Regions from separate parts of the Mus musculus genome. Here regions 1 and 3 are each linked to region 2. Evidence: chromatin loops called from intact Hi-C (ENCODE). Cell type or tissue: heart. All regions are shown on one strand.

Region 1 (8,000 bases), 340 kb after region 2:
GGTATGCGCTATTCTCTTTCTCTGGGACAAAGCTCACCAGCTCAGCACCTTTACACCCCTTTTCTTTCTTTTTCTTCTTCTTTTTCTTTTTCTTTTTCTTTTTTTTTTCTTTTTCTTTTTTCTCCTCCTCCCCCTCCCCCTCCCCCTCCCCCTCTCCCTCTCTTCTCTTTTTTCCTTTCTGGCTTATTAATGTCCAGATCACAAACACATTGAATTTTGTGGGTAATTTAGTGTGCCATAATTACTCAACTCTCCACATACTATTAATAGACATATATACATAAATGAATGAGCTTAATAGTGTCCCAATAAAACTTTATGTATATGTACCAAAATATGCTATGTACTTTGCATGAGGGAAATCATGGGAAATATTCTTAGTTTTGTAAAAATATGGAAAGTATTTTTAGTTTGTAGTCTTTGTAAAATAAGTTGGTGGCTGGTTATGGTCGCTGGGCTCTAGGTTACTAACTTGTGCTGTATACTTTTGTCTAGCTTTGCCTCTACCTCTCATGGTACTTTAACTCTATATGGCAGTTTCTCAGGTTGTTGCAATTTTTACAGAGATGATCAATTTTAAATAAGGAGCAATACAAGCGCTCCTCTTCTGTTTATTTACCTTACATTTACATTTTCCATATAAGAATCAGTGAAATATGGCTGACCAATTCTATTTTTTCCATATATGGGTTTTTAAGAAAATGGGCAATTTTGTATTTTTCTTGTAAATCTTCCCAATGTTATATTTGGTGCTTGCTTGCTTTGAAACCAACGTTTTGTGTTTTCATCTTTTCTTTACCTGCTAATATTTCTTCTGAATTTAATGTTGCAGGCTAAAGAAAAATTGGCATAGATACATTTTAAAAAGAATGAAAAGTCAATGACAACAGAACATGGAAACAGGAGAGAGATTTGGGAAAGAGGAGTACAAGGAGATACTTGGGGGACTTTGATCAAAGAACATCTTTATAACAAGTATTTATATAAATTGTAGAGTGTTAAAAGGGGATGTGTAGCAATTGAGAATATCAATAAAATACATTGTATGGAAGTGTTATTATAAAAAGTTTAATTACATAAAAAAATTCCCCACAGCTGCTTGCAACTGTTGGCTGTATGACTAGATACACTACTTCCTTTATATACATCACCATTTATACCGTCCCTATGCTTTCAGTTCTACAACAATGCAGTACCTACCCAAACCAGTGCACACAGTAAGGGCAGACAGAGGTGGTCCAAATCCCATGTATTGTATTCCATGTATTCCTTGTATCATATGTGAAATGTTGACACCTTATTAAGTTCTTGGAGTTTTTTTTTAAGTAATTCAAAGCCGTGTAATCAGTGAATGGGACTTTCCGGCCACCTTTCCCTTTAAGCATCATCTGTTATCACATGGTTTAGCCATGTTGAGTGATTTGGGAGAACAGCCTATATTATCATATGGGTTTAGCCATGGTGAGTGATTTGGGAGAACAGCCTATATTATCATATGGGTTTAGCCATGGTGAGTGATTTGGAAGAATAGCCTATATTATCACATGGGTTTAGCCATGGTGAGTGATTTGGGAGAACAGCCTATATTATCACATGGGTTTAGCCATGGTGAGTGATTTAGGAGAATAGCCTATATTATCACATGGGTTTAGCCATGGTGAGTGATTTGGGAGAATAGCCTATATTGGGTGCTGAGGGTTAGGTTTGCAGCTACAGAGCTAGAAGTAAGAACCAATTAGAGTATTCCTAGATATGAATTACTGACACTTAAATGACAGTATGCCTGGTAAACATAGTCTCAACTTTACATTAATCTTTCCTTTGCTTTGTTTTTTACTTCTGAAAACTTAGGTTTTACAGTTCTCTGGAAGACCCCCTTAAGAACGGACCACACCCACCTGCAGCTCCCCAGCTGTTAAAAGTTCATAGTCAAGTAGCCATAGTTTCTAAGGAAGCAGCCACTTACTCTAGGTAGAGTTCTTTTTCCATTTCAGTGCTGGTGATGAATGTAACTACTAAACTCACTGAAAATGGGAGCACAGTTGTGGATTGAGGAGCTAATGTCATTAACATGCTTAGCCTCAGAACACTGCTTTAGTCTGCTTTTATATTCTATTTATGCATTGGTTTAGTTTTTAACTTCTAATACAGAATGAAGAAGTCTGTGTCTTTTGTTTATTCACTTTGAGATATGTTAAATTAACTTCCTGAGTTTGCCTTTAGTCTCTTCAGTTCAGTCATTTACCTCTGAAAGAAGAGAAGCAGAGAGAGAGCTCATGCTGCAGACAGACATGTTCTTAGATGATAGAGAAGGACCTGCACGACATTGATGGTTCTTTCATATTTATTATTATTTTTTTAACCATTGGAGGGTAGAACTTCATTAATTTCCTCTTTTCCTGGACTACAGAATGGCTTACCGTTACATTTTTAGCTGATTATTTTAAACCTGGTTTCTATTTCTTATTCACTTTCCCTCAATAGTAACCGTTGACTCAAAGACAGGAGAGACTGAGAGACCCACACATTGAATCTCTTGGTACCTGCTCTTCACCCTAGCGCTCACTCACATGTCCTCACTGCACTGAAAGCGGTACACATAGCCATACGTTCCGATTAGAGATATGCAGATCACCTTTGTTTCTATATGATCTGTTAAAACTGACTTCCTGTGATTCATGTAATCACATCAGTGGAGGCAGGTTCTTAATAACCTTTGTGGACTTGGCCTCATCGCGTGTTGGAGGTGGCCATTGTCACAACTTTTTAAACCAAAAAGTAGTTACAGTGCTATAGCGATGTTATTATTAGTAACTTAAATCCATAGAGGAAGATAAGAAGAAAATCCCACTCCATGTTTTTAGACTATCCTATTTAAATAGAAAAAAATTCAATAAATCTTGATCACCAGTTTTGAGAGTCCTGCATTCATAGTGATGGACTGTAAATTCTTTCCCAGATATTTTACTATTTGTAAAGAAAGAAAAAAATAAGTATTTTAGGTCATAAGGACACCTCTGAATATGAAATTTTATCTCATTTAAAAACCTACACAGCTAAGTCAAAATAGAACTGTGGGATTTTGCTGAGAAGATGATTTGATTATTTATATTCTTGAAAACTGTTTAACTTTTCCATAGATTCTTACCACCCAGAATAGCTCAACCCTATATTATTTTAAAGTTATTTCCTGTTCATGTTAATAAATGCTGTTGCTTCTGAACATGTAGGCAGTTCTGCTTCTAAGACATCTCATGAAAATGCCATGAACTAGGTATATGTCTACTCCCAGACAGCTCGTCTTATGTAAAAACTTTTTAAGAAAAATTCCCTTATCCCTGCTTACAGAATCGCAGCTTTTATTTTCAGATTCATTTTCTTCTTGGTTGTCTATGTATATATATGATATATGGGATATATAATGTGGTTGACATTACATTGTGCTTGATGAAAAAACAGTCATAGGCTTACGCATTAAATTTAAATGTCTGAAATTTCGGATATAATTAGTAAGTGACCTAAATAACTGTCATTCCTTTACATGGCTCACCTTCATGTCTAAATACTGATGTAGAATAGGTGCCGACTTGTGTTTATTCTGCTGTCTTTTCTTACTTTCATTTTTTCTTCCCCCTGTCTTTTTTTCCCTGTCAAGTGTAAGCAGGTCTACAAGAACTGTAGAAGGTGCTTTGGAAGGCTTTGGAAACTTTCCTGCCTTCTCCCCTCCTACTAGATACAGTGCTGTAGTCGTCAGTGATGCGGCTGCCACTGTGTCTGCTGCTCTCGCTGCGAAAACCAGGTAGAATTATGTGTGCAGTATATGTCTGTGGTCCCAGCGTCTTCCAGTGTTCAGAGGCTGGGTTCTGTAGTGAGCTCCCCCTTGTGTCGTATGCGTGTCACACAGGCTGTGAGTAAATCCACAGGATTGGAGAATGTTCTTGAAAAGCAGCCATGGCTCCATTTTCACAGCTCCCACTATTCGTATCTCTCAGTTGTGCTCACTATCATGTATTATGTTCCTACAGACTTTAGAGTTTATAGCTTTCAGTTGTCGCTGAGGCTGAGTCAGGTAGAAATTAAATTTCTGATGATGCTATCGTATTCCACAACATTGGTGAATTAAAGCCTAATTATTCCGTGAAACAGCCCTTCTATGTGCCTTGCTTCTATACTATTTCACATTTATAGGTGTAATGCTTGCTTTTTTTTTTTTTTTTTTTTTGGTTTTTGGTTTTTGGTTTTTAGTTTTTCGAGACAGGATTCCTCTGTATAGCCCTGGCTGTCCTGGAACTCACTTTGTAGATCAGGCTGGCCTTAAACTCAGAAATCTGCCTGCCTCTGCCTCCCAAGTGCTGGGACTAAAGGCGTGCGCCACCACGCCTGGCTTAAATGCTTTTGAAAGCTAGCCTTGCATGACTGTAATAAAAATTTCCTTAGTTGTTTTTGTATTTGAGAAAAGGTCTCTCTGCATAGCCCTAGCTGTCCAAGGAACTCACTTTGTACACCAGACTGTTTTAAATCAAACTCACAGAAAGGAAGATCGGCCTGACTCTGTCTCTCAAGTACTGGGATTAAAGGTGTGTGCCATCCGGCCAAGCCAAACAATACAATGAAATCTCGGTGCTTCTATTCACCCTCCCCACTGCTTTGCTTTGTCTTTGTCTCCCTCCTCCCCATCTCTTTCTCACTCCTAAAGGAGATGTCTCAGACCGTAGACTGAAAGCGGGCATTCTTTTGTGGACACTGCAAGTTGTCACTGACGCTCCTCTCTGAATGCTTGCCAGGCTCTTCGGCCCTGAAAACTCCCAGTCTCTTCTGGATGCACTGTGCATCAGCACTGTCCCCAAGCCTCTAGCTCTTTCCTGTCTTCAGTCCTCTGAGGAGTCGAGTGGCTCTGTCCACGTTAAGAAGAGCAGGTACTATGGAGGGACCATGGCTTGTGGAAGGTTGTTTCCTCTAACAGCACACTATGATGTAACAGGCCAGATGCAAAGGTTGCAGGACTGATGTAAGCTGTGTTGAATTAGCTGCACTTTCAATGCAGTGCCCAAGCCCATGCATGCTCTCTCATTGGCCTGTCGCTCACCTTCTAATCCATTACGATGTCTTTAATAGCACTCTTGATGTTTGGTATGAGGTCATGAATAATTTTGCCAATATTTAAACTGTAGTGGAATCTGGGCTTTTATTACATGGCTACAGCTGCAGTACCATAGTCAAATGATTAATAATCCATGCATTTTTAAAAGATGGAAAGCAATATAATTATTATGGCTGACTACTATCTTATAGTCCATATGCATGAGAATTTTACTTGAAAAGTTATTTAATTTTTACTGTATGTGCTAAATGCATGTGTTCAGCTTTATATTGCTGTGATAATATACATGGGATAAGCAGTTTGTGCAGAGGTAAGGATTGTTGTGGCTTGTGGTTTGGGGTTTCGGTGTGTGGTTGCCTGGCTCCATTGCTTTTGTGCCTGTGATCAGGACCATGTGTTAGAGCTGAGCTGTTTAACCTCACAGTGGCAGGAAAGGGGAGGGGCTGGGTCCCCATGCTATCTGTAAGGGCACACTGCTTATCACCTGACTGCCTCCCAATGGTGCTCACCTCCTCAAGGGTACACCACTTCCCATAGTGCCACAGGCAACCACTTAAGCTTTTCCAGAGCCAAACTATAGAAAATCAGAAATAATTACAGAAAATTAATGGTTAACCCAGAAGTTACTAAGCATAATACAGAGATAAAAATAGCCCAGGGTTGGCTAAATGTGTAATCTCAGTGAGTCAGGCAGAGAACATATGTTGTGTCAAATGTAAAATCAGTAGCAAAGTAAACGTCTACCACTGTAGCTAGTGGTGGTCGGCTATAACGAGCTGTCAGTCTCTGGCTACCCAGCATTACAGAGCTTCTCATTATGCTACACTGCAGTTCTACAGTAGTTAGTAAAGTGTTTAAGTTGGTGTCAGGGAGAGCAGACCATTTCTAAGGGAAAACACTGAAGTTGTTTAAATTTTAGGTTCTTGAGTCTAGTTGGACCACACTTTAAGAACTGGATGGGATGTTATGTGACTCTACTCCTTCAGAGTTCCTTGGTCATCATCACATAGGTAATACCTGCAGCTCCAGCCTGAAAGAAGCTCTCTGGGAACCCTGTGAGAGGGAACATTAGTAGTCCGTGCTTTGCCTTTTATCAGCGGCGATACACAAAGCACATATTTTGATATTTGAGACAGGGTGTAGAGTTAGGAGCATGACTCAGTGGAATGCTTGTCTAAGAGCTGAGGATCTGGGTTCTGTTTCTATCACTGGAAAAATAACCATAATGTACATAAGTACACATGACTTAGATTTTTATAGCTTCTTTATAGTGTGCCTCAGATCCTTAATGTTTGAAAAGTAAGTTTAAAATTTAAGTATTAGGTGTTAGTGGGGAGAGAATTTATATAAACCCTTGTATAAAAAAATACAACCTAAATTAAAACATGTTAGCTTACAATAATCTTCATAGGACTTTTAACTTAATTTAAATAATTGTAATTTAAAATTGTACCTCAGATTAAAATCCAGAACTGAAACTATACTTATAAGTAAATTGTTACATGAAGTATTAATTTAGTAACCATATTCACTAACAATATCATTACCATTAAACTACACACTTAGAACATAGATACAATTATCAGTGCCATTTTCAACACTTAACTCAGTGTTGAGGATTGTACAAGTACTTTAGTTCATGCTTGTTATAACCCTGGAAGAAAGGCAATATATTTGTACTGTTTGAAGATAAAGAACTTTACTAAGGTTAAGTAATATACTCCTAGCATGGCAGAGTTCCCATCCTTAAGTAATCTTAATGTAGTGAAGACAAGGTACATATAAAACTTACAGTTTTTAAAACAGCCATCACAAGTGAATGTACATTTATATGCCAGATATTAAATAAATGATAATAAATAGATAAGTTAATTACAAGTAGTTAATTTGTAACAGCTTGAGGAGTTAAATATAGAATAGTGTTAAAAATAGAATAACTGCCTATGGTAGAGCACAGCACTAAGTGGGTACTTTTAGTTCTTCTGTTAAGCACAGGTAGAACTCGGATGCTTGCAAAAGGAAGGTGTTGAAGGGTACCTGTCGTACAAAGTCTGCCTGGAAAGAATAGTAAAATGTAGTGCGGAGAATAAGGATGTCCGGAAGCCATAGTTTCTGTGACACAGCAGGAGAGCTGACTTAGACCTATAGATTACAGGCTTTGGCCGACATACTGAACTGTAACTCAGTTTTGCTCTCTCGTTGGCCACTCCCATTTAGAGTTCCCCTCTTCTGCCTAAGTGACTCTCAGCTGAGACAGGATTTTCAGTGAGTAGGGCACAGGATTTTCCTTTGAATGGTCTTCCGTATTGGGATTGCATTCTTTCTGAACCACACCCATCCTGCTGCAGATTGGGTTGATGAGTAGTACACAACAGGTAACCATTTAGAACCAGCCCACGTAGATGCGCAAGCTTGCCAAGGCCACCCAAGGTTTTTCAGTCCTTGGTCATCTAGTACTGCTCCTTCTAGCACCCAGATACACTGGTCTTGGCACTGGATTCCTGTCATCCAGTTTACTGACTCATACATTTGGAAGATATCCTGGAAGTCAATTTTAATTCCTTCAGATGATTAAATGGCAATGATTTGGACTTTAGAGTTATGATTATGTAGCTCATTATTTTGTGAAATATACATGAGTAATTTAATCTCAGAATAAGAAGTTCCTCATATTGTGACTTAAAACTAATTTATTTGTAATGGGTAAATATATTGATATAGATATTTTATTATTTCAGTATGTTTATTAGCCTTTCATATGTTAAGCTCACATTCTATACCCTAAATAGACTAAGCATCTTCTATTTAATTATTCTGCTTAAACTATGTGGGGTTTTTATCACCAAAGTATTAATGACCTTATTTAAAGTTTAGATAATAGGCTCTAGAAGCAAAATAA
Region 2 (8,000 bases):
ACTGCACAGTGGAGCCCAGGGAAAAGCCTGAAAAGCAGAATGAGCATGGGACGGGCAGGGCAGTCAATGAAGGTGCTTCCTGATATTGAGTTGAAAAAATAACATAGTTACATTTGAAAGAGAAAATGACTTCAAGTATTGATTGAACTCCTAGCCTAGAAATAGGGGATTTGAAATATCTAATGTTGATCAATATATTCATTTCTTAGAGCTAGATACTTGTTCCTCCTATGTTGACAGTCTAGAAAATGTTTCATAATTCATTCCTAAGGAAGTTAGCCAGGTGGTGGTGACCCACACCTTTAATCCCAGCATTTGGGAGGCAGAGGCAGGCAGATCTCTGAGTTCGAGGCCAGCCTGATCTATAGAGCAAGTTCCAGGACAGCCAGGACTATAGAGAAACCTAGTCTATAAAATAAAATAAAATAAAATAAAATAAAATAAAATAAAATAAAATAAAATAAAAGAAGTTAACTTTCTCAATGTATTAGTTCTTTCTCTAAACTGCACCTACTATACCTTTCAGTTGGAAAGCAAAGGTACTGTTTAAAGACCCAGTGGGTAAGGATGACTCAACAGCAAGAAGTTCCACTGGTGGTAGGCAGTATCCTTCCCTAGTCCTCCTCTCTCTGACACTCTTTCCTCACATCTGCTTTCAGGATGCTGGTGACATGAGTGAACAGAAGGAACCAAGCACAGATTTGTTGGTGGCACTCACCTGTCCTCTTCCCAGCTAGCTTGTTCATCAGGTAGGATTTGCCTGTGCGGTAGAGGCCCACGATTGCCACCACCACCACAGGCTGTGTAATGGCAGACAGGATCCTCAGAGCCTCCTGGTTGATCACTAGTTGAGCCTCAGTGTTCTCAATGAGGCACATGGGTTCCGACATGTGGATCTCTGAGGCCATGTCCAGGGTGGTTTCTTTTTGTCTCTAAGAAGAAGATAAATTGGACTGCAATTTCTAGTCAGTTAGATGAAGTAAATAATATGTACTAAAATTTTCCTTCTCTGAAATGTACACTTCTAAGAGTTTTGGAGCCCTGTATGGCTGTCCTATAGATTGGCCTACTATTTCTATTTAAATACAACTAATTTGAAATTCATTGAGGACCAGAAAAGTTATGCACCGGGTTCAAAAGGTGACATGCACTATTTCCCCAGCTTTGTCCAATCTCAGAGCCCTCCATATCCTGAGTGTAGTGGCTGACTGGGTTTGCAGCATTTATACAACAGCCCTAATGAGGCTGCATGCCTTATACCCCCTCTGCTTCTTAACTCCCCTTTTCTGCTTCCCGATCTAATGCGGCATCCCTGCTTTATCCTCACATCTCTTCAGCTTCTTCTCATCTTCAGTAGCTCCTCCATCTTCCTTTATCCTCCCTTCCTTTATGGCTTAGAGGAGTACATAGCAGTTACCTTGTAGAGTACCCTTCAGTTAGATAAGTTTTTAGTTTTTTCCTTAATGTTAACTTGACTGGTATATACAGGGTAAGAAGGTCATAGAATTTTTATTTTGCAATCATCACTGATCAAATCAAAGGATGGATGCTGTGAACATGACTTGCTCTGATAGTACTCTTTTGAATACAGTCTCTTGATTAAGGGGCTACCTGCCAAGAACTATTTACTATTTTGTAATCAAAATTACCACTTGAATAGCAAATAAATACTTAGAAAAAAATGTCTAGGGTTTAATCAGCAGGGAAATACAAGTGAAAAATGCATTGAGGTTCCATCTCACCCCACTGAGAATAATCCTGCACTAAGAAAACAATAAAAAGTGCTTCTAAGGGTGTAGAAATGAAAGAGTTATGAGTTATGAATTGCAGCTAAGAATGTTAACTGCTGACTGGGCGGTGGTGGCGCACGCCTTTAAACCCAGCACTTGGGAGGCAGAGGCAGGCAGATTTCTGAGTTTGTGGCCAGCCTGGTCTACAAAGTGAGTTCCAGGACAGCCAGGGCTATACAGAGAAACCCTGTCCTGAAAAACCAAAACAAACAAACAAACAAACAAACAAACAAACGAATGTTAACTGCTGTGGCCACAGGATGGAGGTTCCTCAAAAACAACTAGAACTACCAAATGACCAAATACTGCTTCCGTGTGTGTGTGTGTGTGTGTGTGTGTGTGTGTGTATGTAGATATAGGTGTATATACATATAGTATTGTGATACATATCGTATTGTGTAGGTACAGATGTGTGTGTATAATACATATGTATATATAGATATATATGTATAAATATAGATGTGTATATCTGTGTATGAATATATATATGTATATATATATATTTTTAAAGCAGCCTTTAGAAAGACACTCAGCACATACAACTTCACTATACTTCATGTAGTTTCATCATTACTTTCAGCATCTATTAACAATTCAAGTTTATAAATTAACCACTTTAGCATTTGCTTACAGAGGACTGTCTACTCTTATCATACTGCATATTTATTAATGGGGGCTCAACAGCCAGTATTGTTCCTACTTGCATTCATTCATTCATTCATTCATTCATTCAGTTGCATCAGTATGGACTGCTAAGTACTTATTATTTCATTCCGTGTAACTTAGGACTTTGTGACCATTCCTTAGTTTGTTGCCTGGCTTGTTCCCCGTGTTCACTGAGGCTCCCTCAGCTGGATCCCGTGCTTGGCTGGTAGACTTCCATGACATTCCCAGTGCTGTGGTACTCTCTACCAGCACAGTCTTCCAGACACAGCTCATAGTTTTCCTATGTTACCCTAGAGAATTCCTCCCAAAGGTTTGGTTTCTTTCAGTTCACAGTGGTATTTATGCCACAAATATCACATGGACTATATGCATTGCTTTAAGGTGAACCAGTATCTTCTGGAACATGATATAGTTTTTGAACTCATGAAGTCACAGCAGCTGTGGCTGCCTATAGAAAACCTGCATAAAGGCGGGTGGTTAGTGGCACATGCCTTCAATCCAGCACTTGGGAAGCAAAGGCACATGGATCTCTGAGTTTGAAGACAGCCTGGTTTACACAGTGAGTTTCAGGACAGCCAGGGCTACACAGACACACTATTTTGAAAACAAAACAAAAGAAAAAAGAAAAAATGCATAAATCAAAATTCTACCATAGGTTGGTGAGAGTCCCGGGAAGCCCAGAGCATAACTGAGATGATAATGGCAGTTAATGGCTGCTACAGACTCCAGGGTTGGTTTTCTTCAGTAAATGGCCCCTGTTAAGTTACCTGAATTCCACTAGGTGGCCTTATGCCCACGTTTGAATGAGCTGCAGTGACTTGATTAAATGAGGACATGAAACTGAGTGAGGGGTGGGTGGGAGGAGATGGAGGAAAGAGTAGGGAATATACACAATCAAAAACACATGACATATATGATGTTCTCAAGGAATAAATAATGTGTGTGTATTCAAAATAGTATACACAAAGATATTGTAGCTCAATAGATTTTTCAATGGGGGAAACTGTCTCTTTTTATGAATTCCAAGCAGCCTAACTTATTTAGGTAGACACTGGCAACAAGTTCAGGAACTTTGTCTGAGTATCATTAAATAGTAAGAATGATATAAAATGGTACCGAGAAAGCAATATGAACCTCAACACACTTATGCTCTCAGTGTGAAGTCTTCTTTCCCAGAGTTTAATTAATTTGCCCTAGTAGGGACAGGGACATCTAGGGTAAAGTCTGCCTCTGTCACCTAGCCCTGGGCCACACACATCTGTGCTGGTTTCAGCCTCCTCTGGTTAGGGTAAACCAGCAGTCTGCTAAACAGTTTTCCACCCCTGCCTCTGTCTTACCTGAAGAGAAATCCTTTAGAGAAGAAGAAGAAGCAGCTTTTCAATGCTGGTCAGCTTTGCCTCTGAGGCTGGCTGCAGAGTGCTCTGTCCTCTCTCACAGGCACTGTGACATAGACCCTGTAGTAACCCGGGAAGTTCCAGATTTTTGCCAGAGAACTTGTGAGGAGTTCGCTCTTTATTTATGCTTAAGACAGTGAAAGTGAAACTAAAAGAGTTCCTAACTGGGGTGGGGTTGGAGGGATGACTCAACCAGCACTGCAGGAATGAGGGGTTTGCTCATGGGAGGAGGGTCTCAGGACTTCTCAGGTAGAGATTGATAAATGGTGCCATTTCTTGTGGGTGTTTCAAAATGTAGGGTGAAAAGGGTGTGGTTTTGAAATCATTCTCTTATGTTTCAGTCCTTTTTTGTCCATTAGTGTTTGTTTTGTGAAGTTGCCAGCCCCACTGTGTTACACAAAGTTAGCAAGCAATTGTGCAATTCAGAAGTGGACATGAATCGTTTAAAAATCATTTCTCTGTACTGTGAAAGAATAAAAATAGAACGAAAAAGGTGAGAATTTGGAGGGACAAGGAGAGAGAAAGGAAGGAGAAAGATGGGGGAGACAAAGAGAGGGAAGGAGGGAGGAAGAAAAATTACTGAAAGTGAAAGTGAATCTGAGTTCCTTTAAACATGTCAAATGCTGGGAAATCAGCTAGCTTGTTTGTTAGTTTGTTCATTTGTCTTTTGGACTAGAATAATCGCTATTAACATTATGTACAATCCCACAACAATTTTAGCACCACTTAAATATTTTCAATCATGTAGACATGTAGAATTTAAGAGTAAGCAAAAGGGATTTCTTTCTTTTCTTTCCTTTTTTTTTTGTTTTTTGTTTTTTGTTTTTGTTTCTAAGCTTAAAGGGGTGGAGTTTCCAGTCATTTGTAGTATGTTTCCTTAGAAACAAGTGAGTCAGAGTCCTGACCCTAAACCATTGAGTGCAAATAACATCTCTCAGAGGCTGAGGGAAGCCACTGTCAAAACTGAGACTGACATCTGTGAGTCTCTGAGCTAAGGCTGGGAATGACCATGGAGTTGACAAGCCACTGGCACTGTGGCTGTGAGAAGTGTCCCAAACTGTGCTTTGAAGTTCTGAAGATGTCTAATTAATCCTCATGCTGATTTACCCACGGACTAGTACTTAAAATCTTCCAGGGACTTAACACAAATCAGACAATAGGTCAGACTTTGAATACAAGTGTTGAATTCTTCTTCAAGCACACATGATACAAGCATGCACTGAAAAGTATACTACAGAAACACTATACCATCCACTGTTATGCTATAAGTTAATGTACCACTAGAAGTATTTTTTAAAGCCCTGGGTTTAATGCCACTACCAGAAAATAATTATACAGAAAGTATCTTTGTGTTTCTGTATTCCACAAGAGTACTAAGCCCCGTGACTGTGACATTTCCTCTGTGTGGTACTACTGTTATTCTGAATGTTCAGTTGCAGAGCTGAACCCCTCATCATTGGGTGCCTGTGTGACAGCTAAGAGTCTTCTAATGACCTCCCCTCTTACAGAAATTTAGGAGCGGCGTTTCTTACATTATGAACAATGTACAGCATGCACTTGAAACAATTATGGTAAGCTTAATCATTTTTATTAACAGTTTTCACTTAAACAGTGCTTCTGCCACATTGTAAAAGGCATTTATCTTCAGAGATATGCAAATCATGTCATAGCAGCAAAAGAAAGATAAAAATGAAGGTTGGTTTCACAAGAGTTGGCACTGTGATTATGAGCCTCAGAGGAATAGAACGAAATTTATTTTGAGTTCTCCATTCTGTGTAGAAGTCATTCTAAAACTCTTAGAAGGAGAAAGTGTTTTTGAAAAATAAAAAGAGAGATTAGAAAGGAAACACAGTAGGCTGGAGCATGAAAGAAAACAAGAAGTTCTCTCAATGGGGGAGGTGCAACGCCCACTCGCCTATGCATTCTGCCTGGAGGGGAATTTTCTTCTCCTCTCCAATGAAATACTCTGCTCATCCAGCAACCACAGAGCCTTCCCACATTGGGCACTGCCCATTGTCTACCCTGGGAACCAATGTCTGCAGATAGCATGAGGCCCTAGGAGCTGTGTTCCATGGATATGTTCAGATTTTTATCATGTTTATAACATGCCAATCCCAGCTTAGAGCAAGCTACATCTTTGAATTACTTATGAGCACACAACTAAGAATATCCAGTAGGGGATGTATGTGATACAAAATGTCTACCCAAAGACAGCTGCCCTATCACTGTGTTGTAAAAACAAATCCCAACAATACAATTTAGTATGTCTACAGAGTCCATGTTTGCAGTATCAAATATAAGACCCGATTAAAAATCACATGAATTTTCACTTCTAACACAAACATGAACTGAGTCACCTCATAAGCCAAACATTTTTTTCACATATAAACTCCACTTTGTGAACTTTATTTCTCCCTTCTTCCTAGTAAAGTGTCATTGTCTTCAAGTCTCATTCAATGCCATGCTGTGTCACAATCCAAAGCTGTCCCCGAAGTTTTTTCCTTGATGAGTGGAAACAGGGTAGAGAGCTTTAGTCTGTTCAGATTTTAAAGTATGGTGCATGATCGAGGTGGAGGCATGTTCTTGATTTTCTCTATCTCTTGACGTAGTTGCAAGCTCTCATTCTGGAATCCTTGCTTGAGAAGTCTTTCCTGTTCCTAAAATGGAGATGGAATTTGAACTCAGAAGGCATCCCATGCCACATTCCTCAGACTCACACAGACTCTGCTTTGGTAGATACACTGAACCCTGGGGGGATTTTGACATTTTTCTCAAAAGTCTTTTTTATTCTTTAACTTCCATGATTCCTCTCCCCTGTCTTGTACACACACACACAAACACACACACACACACACACACACACACACACACACACATATTTCTTTCTCCAGTTTTAGAAATGTAGACTGACAGTTCTGAACACCAGTTCCCTAAAGCACTCAGGTCCAGTTCTTACATCATTTGACTCATGGAAAACACAATTTTGTATAAAATCAGCACCAGCTTGCCTGTTCTTCTTTGCCTCATCTCTAAGCCGTGCTGTGCAAATTCTCAAACACATGAAAGAAGGTGATAAAGAGGGGCTTAAACCAACCGGAATGTCACTATCTGAATCGGAATCAGGACAGGTGGTGTTCAATCAGTGGATTTACTACTTGTCCCAGTTGTAGTAACCAAGACAGAAGACATATTGAAGCAAGTGTGTCTTCAGTGCTCAGGCAGTTTCATTAACAACAATGGAGGCTTAGTGTAGATGTGGAGGAATGCCCAGAAAACAAGATGTTATGGGCAATTTGAGCATTTAACCACTTTGCTTAAAGATTTGAGACTGACTCTGCTCTTTGAGATGCTTCCAGTGTTAAGAGCATTCTAGGTGTGGCAGACACAAAATTTCTACTGATCCCATTCAATATAAAAAAATTAAGAGCTGAATATTATGTCATAGAATATGATGCAAAAAGCCATTTTACATGTAGATATTACAATTACTCTATTTAGGACAGGAGAAAATAATAGTCCTTGATAAGTTAGTTGAGGATTCTATCACAGAAATCCTAGATAACACCTGAGGAGAATTTGCAATTCAAATCTACAGTTTAATAGACATACCCTGATAAAGAGCTTCATTTAGCAATAAGCAGACTTAAAGAACCAGTAATAGTTAGGAAAAGGAGCAGTGACGGAATGAGAATATAAAAAGTTTGTGAATGATACCCTGCCATTGGGGGATGGTATGCTATTTATTGCCCTTGGATTGAGAGTGGGGAGGATGGAGCACAGGTCTCTACTCATAACTCAGTCAAGCCTTGACCTTGTGAACCTAATGCCTCAGCCTCCCCATATACATTGTTGATTGGACCACTGGGAACTGAAAATTAAAATGGTGCAGCCAACTCTGCTGGCCCCTATAAGGCCTGCCTAAGAAAAACCATCCAGGTCCACAGAATAATAAAGAACCAGGTAAAGGGCTGTAAAAAAGTTCTCCAAGAAAATGTACCCAAGAAACAGGCTGGAGTAGTCATTCCCATATCTAATACAGTAGACTTGCAACCAAAATTAATCAAAAGAGATGGGAAGGACACTTTATACTCATAAAAGAAAAAAGCCACCAGGACGACTTCTCAATATTGAACATATATGCTCCAAATGC
Region 3 (8,000 bases), 130 kb after region 2:
AACTGAAGAGCGGGAGCAGGGGCCAGTAAGAACACTGCTTCAAACGGGACTCTGCAAGAGGACAAACTCGTTGCACCCTTATTTATCTGTGCTTGGTTCTGAGAAATAACGGCCAGCCCTGGGAATTTCCTTTCCTCTCCCAGAGAGCTGGGAGAGAACTTGATTATGAAACGCAAGAACAGGAATCTGCAAAAGGGTTCTCTAAACTGAAATTGAAACTACACAAGTTCAGACTGTATAGTTGAAGGGGATTTTCAAAAGCAGAAGGCTTGAATGTCACTGAACTAATTTCCCAGAAGTTGCCCACAATCTGAAAGAGAACGTTGACATCGTTTGTCATTGTTTCAAGCGCTGTTTATTTTATTCCTTTGAACGAGGGTGATAATTTTTATGGTTTTGAATCACAATTGTTTTGAAGGGAAACCTCACGTACTATTTGAAGACTCATTTCTTACAATTGTCTCTGCATCCACTTAGGATAAAAGTTGTTTTCATTGGTAGTAGGTTAAACAAGGAACTCAGGGTGTCATGTTGTGGACTCTTGAATCCCATATATAAAAGAAATAAAGAACAGAATTAGGAAAACTGAGGATAACTTTTTTGGAGTTGGAGAGAGGAAAAAATTAGCAGAGCAGACAAACCGTACAGGAAACCAGAAAGGAGAGATTGCAAAGGAAAAGAAAGCTAATCACGCTTGCTGGGTTAGAGACTGCACCAGCAAGCTGACTCAGTCACAGAAAGGCTGTAAGCAGCTGCTTTAATCTTATACTGTTTGGTGCCGTTTGGAACATCTGCTGATGATGTGACCCAAGTCCGATTCTTCTGAGCAAAACTCAAGCCACTGAGTGGGTTAAACTAATTTTTTAAAATAGGTCAATAAAATAGCTATGCTTTACCAAGAAGAAATAGCCTTCCCTTAACGGAGCTTCAAGAAAGATCTTCTATCTCACTTGTCTAGAATTCAAGCCAAAATAATATGTTAACAAGTCCTGGAGATGACGCTGTCACTACTGGGACAAGGAAACTCAGGAAATGTCTGGTCATATGTAGCCAATAAAGATCAGTTATATAGAAGCTGAATGTTGTACATGGATATTTGCGGACTTTGTTCTGACGCTCTCTGGAGTCTAACTCTCCTAAAAGGAAGCATACTCGCTTTAGACTGCACTTGCCTGTAAGCTTGACAGAAATAGCATTTGACTTTATGGTGGGTACCGCCTATACTGGTGACTTTGGGTAAAATAACCTAACCGTTATCACAATAACAACTGTATTGATCCATGCGCATTGGATGGCCTTCCACTCCAGTGTCTTCTTTGGTTCGTTGGTTGGTTGGTTGGTTGGTTTTGTTTTTATTATATCAGTTTTTCAAAAAATATTGTTTTTTCTGTGGGATTCCTTTACCAGACTTCCTTTCCATGGACTCGATCACTTCTCCAGACAGGCTAATCTCTGACTGACTTGAGCATGCAGCCTCGGAGTACCTGGCCTCAGAAGGAAAGGCACGTGGATGACTGGTCTCATTTTCCTGTGTCTTGAGTTGAATGCAGAGGCAGACTCAGAAGCTGTCAGACCTGAGTGCAGGCTGATTTCTAGAGCACTAGGCCTGTCTCTGTCCCCATGAGTGTGGTCATGGGCTGGGGGACAGTGACTCAACTTGAGACACAGTTGGTAGAGCACTGCATGGAACCAGTACTTCCATACAGAAGACTCCAAAACTTACATTGCGAGTGAGCGCAGGGTTCCACTGACACTCTGGAAGGCAGCTTCTTCTTAAGATCTTCACTGTCCCCTCTGAGGGACCCCATGGGCTCTTGGTCCTTGGCTTTCCCCCCTTTGCCTTGCTACACTCCCCCCTTTGCCCTATTCTACCACCCTTCTTTGCCTTCCTGTGCTTTGCAGAGCAAGAAAACACTCTCTAGTAAGACTTTGGTGTCATTTTACCGCTGTTTACATTTCTTCCAGTATTTATAATCTTCTGTCACCCTTCCCATGTGCCTACAGGTATGTTTATCAGGAATTGTTGGGTCATGTTTTTAAAATAAGGAGCTAGTGCTTTTGTCTTTCTATGCTGCCTTTGCAGCAGCTATTCCAGGTCAGGCAGTGGGATGCTGCATGACAATAGCAATCATTGAAAATAGTACCCTGACTTTGGAAGCCCCGTGGAGGACAGGGGTACAGCTGATACGGCAATGGTTCCAAGGCTTTGACCAAATGCACAGCCAGCAACAGTATTCATGCCATGAGGCGTTTCTGAACTATGAACTACAGAAGTTCCCAGTGGATATATGTGTCTAAAAATAGTCTTCAAGAGTACCCTTGGAGTCTGGAGTCTTGGCTCAGTAAGTGAAGTGTTTGCCATGTAATCATGAGGACCTGAGTTCGAATCCCCAGATCCCACATAAAAGCTACCTGCTGTAGTATGCATCTGTAACCCCAGCTCTCTTTTAAGCAAAACTAGGAAGCAGATAGGGCCATCCTCGGAAACTTGTGGGGCCACTGGCATATATTATGCAATAGAAAACAATGAAAGAGGAGTTGTCTTAAGCAAAGTGAAAAGCAACCTGCCTCATCTAATTATGGCCCATGTGTGAGAGCATCTTAGACACCTGAGCATGCATATACACACTGGGGAGAGGAGGAGAGAGAGAGACAGAGAGACTGGGAGATCAAACGCATGTACAAGATAGAAACACCACAGGGGTAAGTGGTTTAATTGCCCTTGAACTTGAATTTTGTAGTTGGCTGTCCCTGTGTGTGTGTGTGTGTGTGTGTGTGTGTGTGTGTGTGTGTGTTTAAATCACATTCCTGTTTTTGCTATTTGAGAAAAGCAGCTGAATTCTTAGAAATGCCCAAGTTACCTCAGAGGTCCAGTTGCTTTCAGATTCCAGACTTAGATTTCAGGAAGTGCCGTTGCAAAGAGCTGTGCTTTGGCTTCAGCGCTCACTTTCCTGTGGGGAGAACACTCCTGCCAAGCTGTTTGAAAACACAACACCTGGAAGTGTGCTCAGTTTGGAGAGCAAACTTCCTCCTGGGTTGGATTCCAGAACCACCCTCTCTTATCATGCAGCGCTTGTTTGTTTAACATCTTTGTAGGACTAGACTACCTGTAGAATGTAGATAGGCCCGCTGCCAGGGCATGTCATAATGCTAATCACCGTTTGATCTGTTTTCATTGTGCTCTCAGTGAGAGACACAGTGACTTCTAACACACACACACACACACACACACACACACACGCACAGGCACACGCACACACATGCACACTGAATAATTATATCACTTGCTCAACATTTATAAACACTTCCTATTGCTCAGCATAGCCAGTCTGCAGTTTCTTACATAGTCTGCCCCCTGCTGTCCTTTTGTAGCCTCAGTCTATCTCCAGTTGACCACAGAATCCCATACACAACCTCAACCAAGAGTTTCACACAAAATCCTTCTGCCTAGAACTCCTTTTTATCATGTTTTATCTGAGTACATTGTACTCCTTAAAAAATTAATTTATCTTAATTCTATGTCCCTCAGGAAAGTATTTCTGTCTGAGAATAGAGGGTCTCTTCTCCATACCTACAAGCAAGAAAAATTATCGCCTGCTCCCTTACAGTGCTTAGCGGAAATTGAAATATTCTGCACGACTGTTTAATGTCTTCTTTGTAAAATACAAAACAAAGCAGCACAAGAATCATGACTTCTGACTGTGGCTACATCCCGACTGCCTTCACTCACGCCCAGTCCATGTCAGTGCCCAGTACATAGTCACTGAATGAGCAGACGAGAGCAATCATGTTGGAAAGGGATACTCTACTGTCTCTTTTCACACAGGAATTTTACTTTTTGCATCTGAAATCTGAATACAAGTTCCCTCCCACAGTTCTGGAGGCACGACGTGTGGGATGGAAGATCTCATCATCATGACATGTGTTCCCTTGCTGTGGTCCTCAGCAGGATACAACATCTTCCTACTATGTGAGATTTTGGTCCAGGGGTTCTCCAACCCAAAAGAAATCCATGACCCAAAAAGGATATGTACCTTGTAAAAAGAGTAAGCTTGGAGCTTTACTTATTCTAGTTTTACAATTATAACAATCTTGTAGCATTTTAATCTAATACTAATTATTTAATGCTTTAAACAGAAAATGAAAATTATTGTGAGACTTCTGATACTGTTGATTTTTTAATCCGGAAAGCAAGAAAAATTACTAAGCAGATGACAATGAAAATAATTAAGGTGAGCATTTTTACCACAGTGTATCAGCTTACTAGGGCTCCTTTAGCTGAGGACCATGCTCCTCTTGTGTTTCCTGAAGGCTGTGTCCTTCCCACAAACAAAATACACCAATCCCATTTCAAACTGCATTGTCTGAGCTAGAACTGAACTGGACTCTCTGAGGTGCCTCCATGACTCGCTCCGCACTGCTCTTAAACTGCCTATTTTTCCTATCTGTTTTCTGAGAGTTGGGCTTATTCTATCTCGGATTCATTCTGTCACATCTTCCTCCGTTTTCTCACTTTGTCTGCCCCTCAATTAGATGTCACTTTCAAACATAGCTGCTTCCTTCTATAAACTAACATTACCTACATTGTTTGGGATTAGAGGTGTATACTATAGGTGTGTCTGCATTCAGGCTAGATCACACAGACCCAGGTCTTTGGATGCGATCCCTCGCCTGAGCACCGATGTGACTGGATTAAAATTCCTCTATGGTTTCTTTTCCTTTTTTCATTCCTAATTTTCTTTCTTGTGTTTTTTTTCATTATTATTATTAATTGTTTATTTTGTCTTCTCAACCAAAAAAAGGGGAGGGAGGATATGCCCAGATCAGGTAGTATTTTCAAGCCGTTTGAAATGCTCAATGGGAACTGCAGTAAAAGGTCACGATGGAACTAAGGGAGCAGACAGCATAGCAGGTCCTTAGGTACTTGAGATAGAATAAACGGAAACTTAATTAGACAGTTTAAAGTAGAAAGTGAGTCATGATCTACTGTCGTGAAATCTACAGACTCTGACTTGTAAACCAAACTTCTCTGTCGGCTGTTTGGTAAATAAAGTTTTATTTAAACACAACTGCCTCCATGGCTGATATTATGACACAAGAACAGAGTTGATCAGAGCAATAAACATTGCATGTACCACAAAACACAAATTATTTTCTTCAAGACGTTTTATAGATGAAGTTTGTGATCGCAGCTAAGAGAATAGAGTGGGGGTTATTTTGCAACAAAGGTGAGGAATGATCAGGGTGGGGGGGGGAGAAATGACAAAGAATGATGCTGAACATCACAAAAGAGGTATTACACCATCTATATATGGTCAAGTCACTTGACTCCTAGTGTATTTATAAGTTCTGTGTATTCTATAGAAAAAAAACTGTTTTTATAAAGGTAGGGGGAAAATGGCCATCATGCAAATAACTAGGGGCAAAAGCAGACACTGTGTCCCACTGGTGGGGTATTCAGAGCACATCTGAGATATCATTGCTGTCAGGTTTAAGGAACATCTGCTTACACTCTGACCTTTGAACTGGGACACAGATATGCCACCTCAAGTCCCATTATAAGCTTTCCTGTGACCGAGTGGAAACTCAGTTTCCAGAAACACTATTTTCTACCCATTGCTGTCACCTCCCTCCAATACCAGATACCAAAGCCATCCAACCCCTTTCATTTAATTATTTGTCTTCATTTATTCTCTCATATATTACATCCTAAGTGCAGTTTCCCCTCCTCCCAATCCACTCCTTTTCCATTTCTCTTCAGAAAATGGCAGGCCTCCCATGGATATTAACCAAACATGGCATACCAAGTTGCAGTAAGACCCCAGCCTATCAAGGCTAGATGAGGTGACCCAGTAAGAGTGTGGAAGGTTCCCAAAAGCAGTCAAAAAGAGTCAAAGGCAGATCCCATTGCCACTGTTAGGAGTCCAGCAGGAAGACCAATCTACACAATCATAGAAGGACCTAGGCTAAACCCAGAGAGGCTCCTTGACTGTCGGTTCAGTCTCTCTACGCCTTTATGAGCTTAGGCAAGTTGATTCTGTGGGTTTTCTTTGACCCTTGGCTTCCTTCAATCCTTCCTCTCTTTCACAGGATGTCCTAAGCGCCCTAGTTTTTAGCTGTGGGTCTCTGCATCTGTTTCTATCAGTTGCTGGATGAAGCCTCTCTGATAAAGATTATGCTAGGCTTCCATCCATGAGTATAGCGGAATATCATTAAGGATCATTTCATTGACTTCTTTCCCTCCTCAGTCCTGTTGGTTTCTATCTTGGGTCCCTGGACAATCTAGTCTTTGGTTACTGGCTATCCAAGCAGTGTTAGGCATTGGCTCCCTCTAGTGGCATGGGTCTCAAGCTGAACCAGTCATTGGTTGGCCACTGCCACAAGTATTGTGCCACCTTTACCCCAGCACATCTTGCAGGGAGGACAAATTGTAGGTTGAAGGTTTTGTGGCTGGGTTTGTGCCCCAATCCCTCCTCTGTGAGTCTTGCCTGGTTACAGGAGATGGTCAGTTCAGGCTCTGTACTCCCCATGACTAGGAGTCTTAGCTAGGGTAAGCCCTAATAGATTCCTGGGAGTTTCTATTGTAGTGGATTTCTACCTTGCCCTCAAATTGCCCCCCCCCCCAATTTTAGATGTCTCCCCCATTAGTCTCTCCCTCCATTCTCCCCTGACCTGATCTCTCCTGTTTCCATCCCCACCTGCCTCCAGTCCTCCCACAATATCTATTCTATTTCCCCTTCCCAGGGAGAGTCATGCATCCTCCCCTTAACCCTCCTTCTTACTTAATCTCTCTGGGTCTGTGTATTGTAGCAGGATTATCCTTTAAAATATACTCTCTTATAAGTGAGTATATATAATGTTTGTCTTTCTGGGTCTGGGTTACCTCATTCAGGATAACTTTTTTTCCCTAGTTCCATCCATTTGCCTGCAAATTTTATGATGTTATTTTTTTTTTTGACAGCTGAGTAATCCTCCATTGTGTCAATGTATCACATTTTCTTTCTCCATTCTTTGGTTGATGAACATCTAGGTTGTTTCCAGTTTCTAGCTATTACAATTAATGCTGCTTTAAACATATTGAGCAAGTGTCTTTGTGTGGTAAGATGAGTTGTTTCCAGTTTCTGGCTATTAAAAATAATGTTCCTTTAAACATAGTTGAGCAAGTGTCTTTGTGGTAAGATGGAACGTCTTTTGGATATATGCCCAGGAGTTGGATCTTGAGGTAGGTTGATTCCCAATTTTCTGAGAAAGCACAATACTGATTTCCAATGTGGCTATGCAAGTTAACACTCACTTGAGAGGTAAGTGTCCCCTTGCTCTGTATCCATGTCAGCATGAGCTGGCACTGCTGTTTTGGTCTTAGTCGTTCTGACAGGTGATAGAATCTCATAGACATTTTGATTTGCATTTCCCTGCTGGCTAAGAATGTTGAACATTTCTCTAAATGCTTCTCAGCCACTTGAGATGTCTCTATTGAGAATTCTCTTTAGATCTATACCTCATTTTTAAATTGGATTATTGGTTTGTTGAATTCTTTGTATGTTTTGGATATCAGCCCTCTGTCAGATGTGGGGTTGGTGAAGATCTTTTCCCATTCTGTATGTAGGCTGCCCTTTTGATCTTTTGATGATATCCTTTGCCTTACAGAAGCTTTTCAGTTCCATGAGGTCCCATTTATTAATTATTAGTCTTAGTACTTGTGTGACTGATGTTCTGTTCAGGAAGTTGGCTCCTGTACCAATGAGTTCAAGGAAATTCCCCACTTTGACTGTCAGTTTTAGTGTATCTGGTTTTATGTTGAGGTCTTTAATCCACTTGGAGTTCAGTTTTGTGTAGGGAGATAGATATTTGCATTATTCTACATGCAGACATCCAGTTATACCAGCACAGTTTGTTGATGCTTTCATTTTTCCATTACATGGTTTTGCCTTCTTTGTCAAAATGGTGTGTGGGTTTATTTCTGGGTCTTCTACTCTGCTCCACTATCTGTTTTTATTATC

What was found. Hi-C counts contacts between places; a loop is a spot of excess contacts. Peaks named below come from ENCODE experiments on the same cell type or tissue, not always from the same donor. Only the 100,000 strongest peaks of a DNase experiment are listed, where the experiment ranks them.
Region 1: a loop joins it to region 2, with 2.2 times the contacts of the local background. A loop is called at or near these places in 3 of 42 quality-filtered maps.
Region 3: a loop joins it to region 2, with 7 times the contacts of the local background. A loop is called at or near these places in 30 of 42 quality-filtered maps.

What each region holds. Positions count from the first base shown.
Region 1 is chr3:142,278,768-142,286,767 of GRCm38, reverse strand. All of the region lies in intron 7 of Pdlim5 (PDZ and LIM domain 5), which reads left to right. Among named protein-coding and RNA genes, the nearest start is that of Pdlim5, 110 kb to the left of the region's middle. In heart, a CTCF peak has its summit at 3,885 (motif pointing left); a DNase peak (open chromatin) is centred at 3,877; H3K27ac peaks cover 715 bases.
Region 2 is chr3:142,616,602-142,624,601 of GRCm38, reverse strand. Gbp2b (guanylate binding protein 2b) reads right to left here. Exons shown (of 11, transcript NM_010259.2): 11 at 5,426-6,507. The coding sequence ends at 6,397. Gbp2 (guanylate binding protein 2) reads right to left here and starts at 3,939. Exons shown (of 11, transcript NM_010260.1): 1 at 3,794-3,939; 2 at 719-932; 3 at 1-27. The coding sequence starts at 908. Mir6381 (microRNA 6381) reads left to right here and starts at 656; the gene lies at 656-742. In heart, CTCF peaks have their summits at 3,220 (motif pointing right) and 6,037; a DNase peak (open chromatin) is centred at 3,921.
Region 3 is chr3:142,488,987-142,496,986 of GRCm38, reverse strand. Gbp5 (guanylate binding protein 5) reads right to left here and starts at 53. Exons shown (of 11, transcript NM_153564.2): 1 at 1-53. In heart, CTCF peaks have their summits at 3,380 (motif pointing left) and 6,335 (motif pointing left); DNase peaks (open chromatin) are centred at 3,126 and 6,336; H3K4me3 peaks cover 24 bases.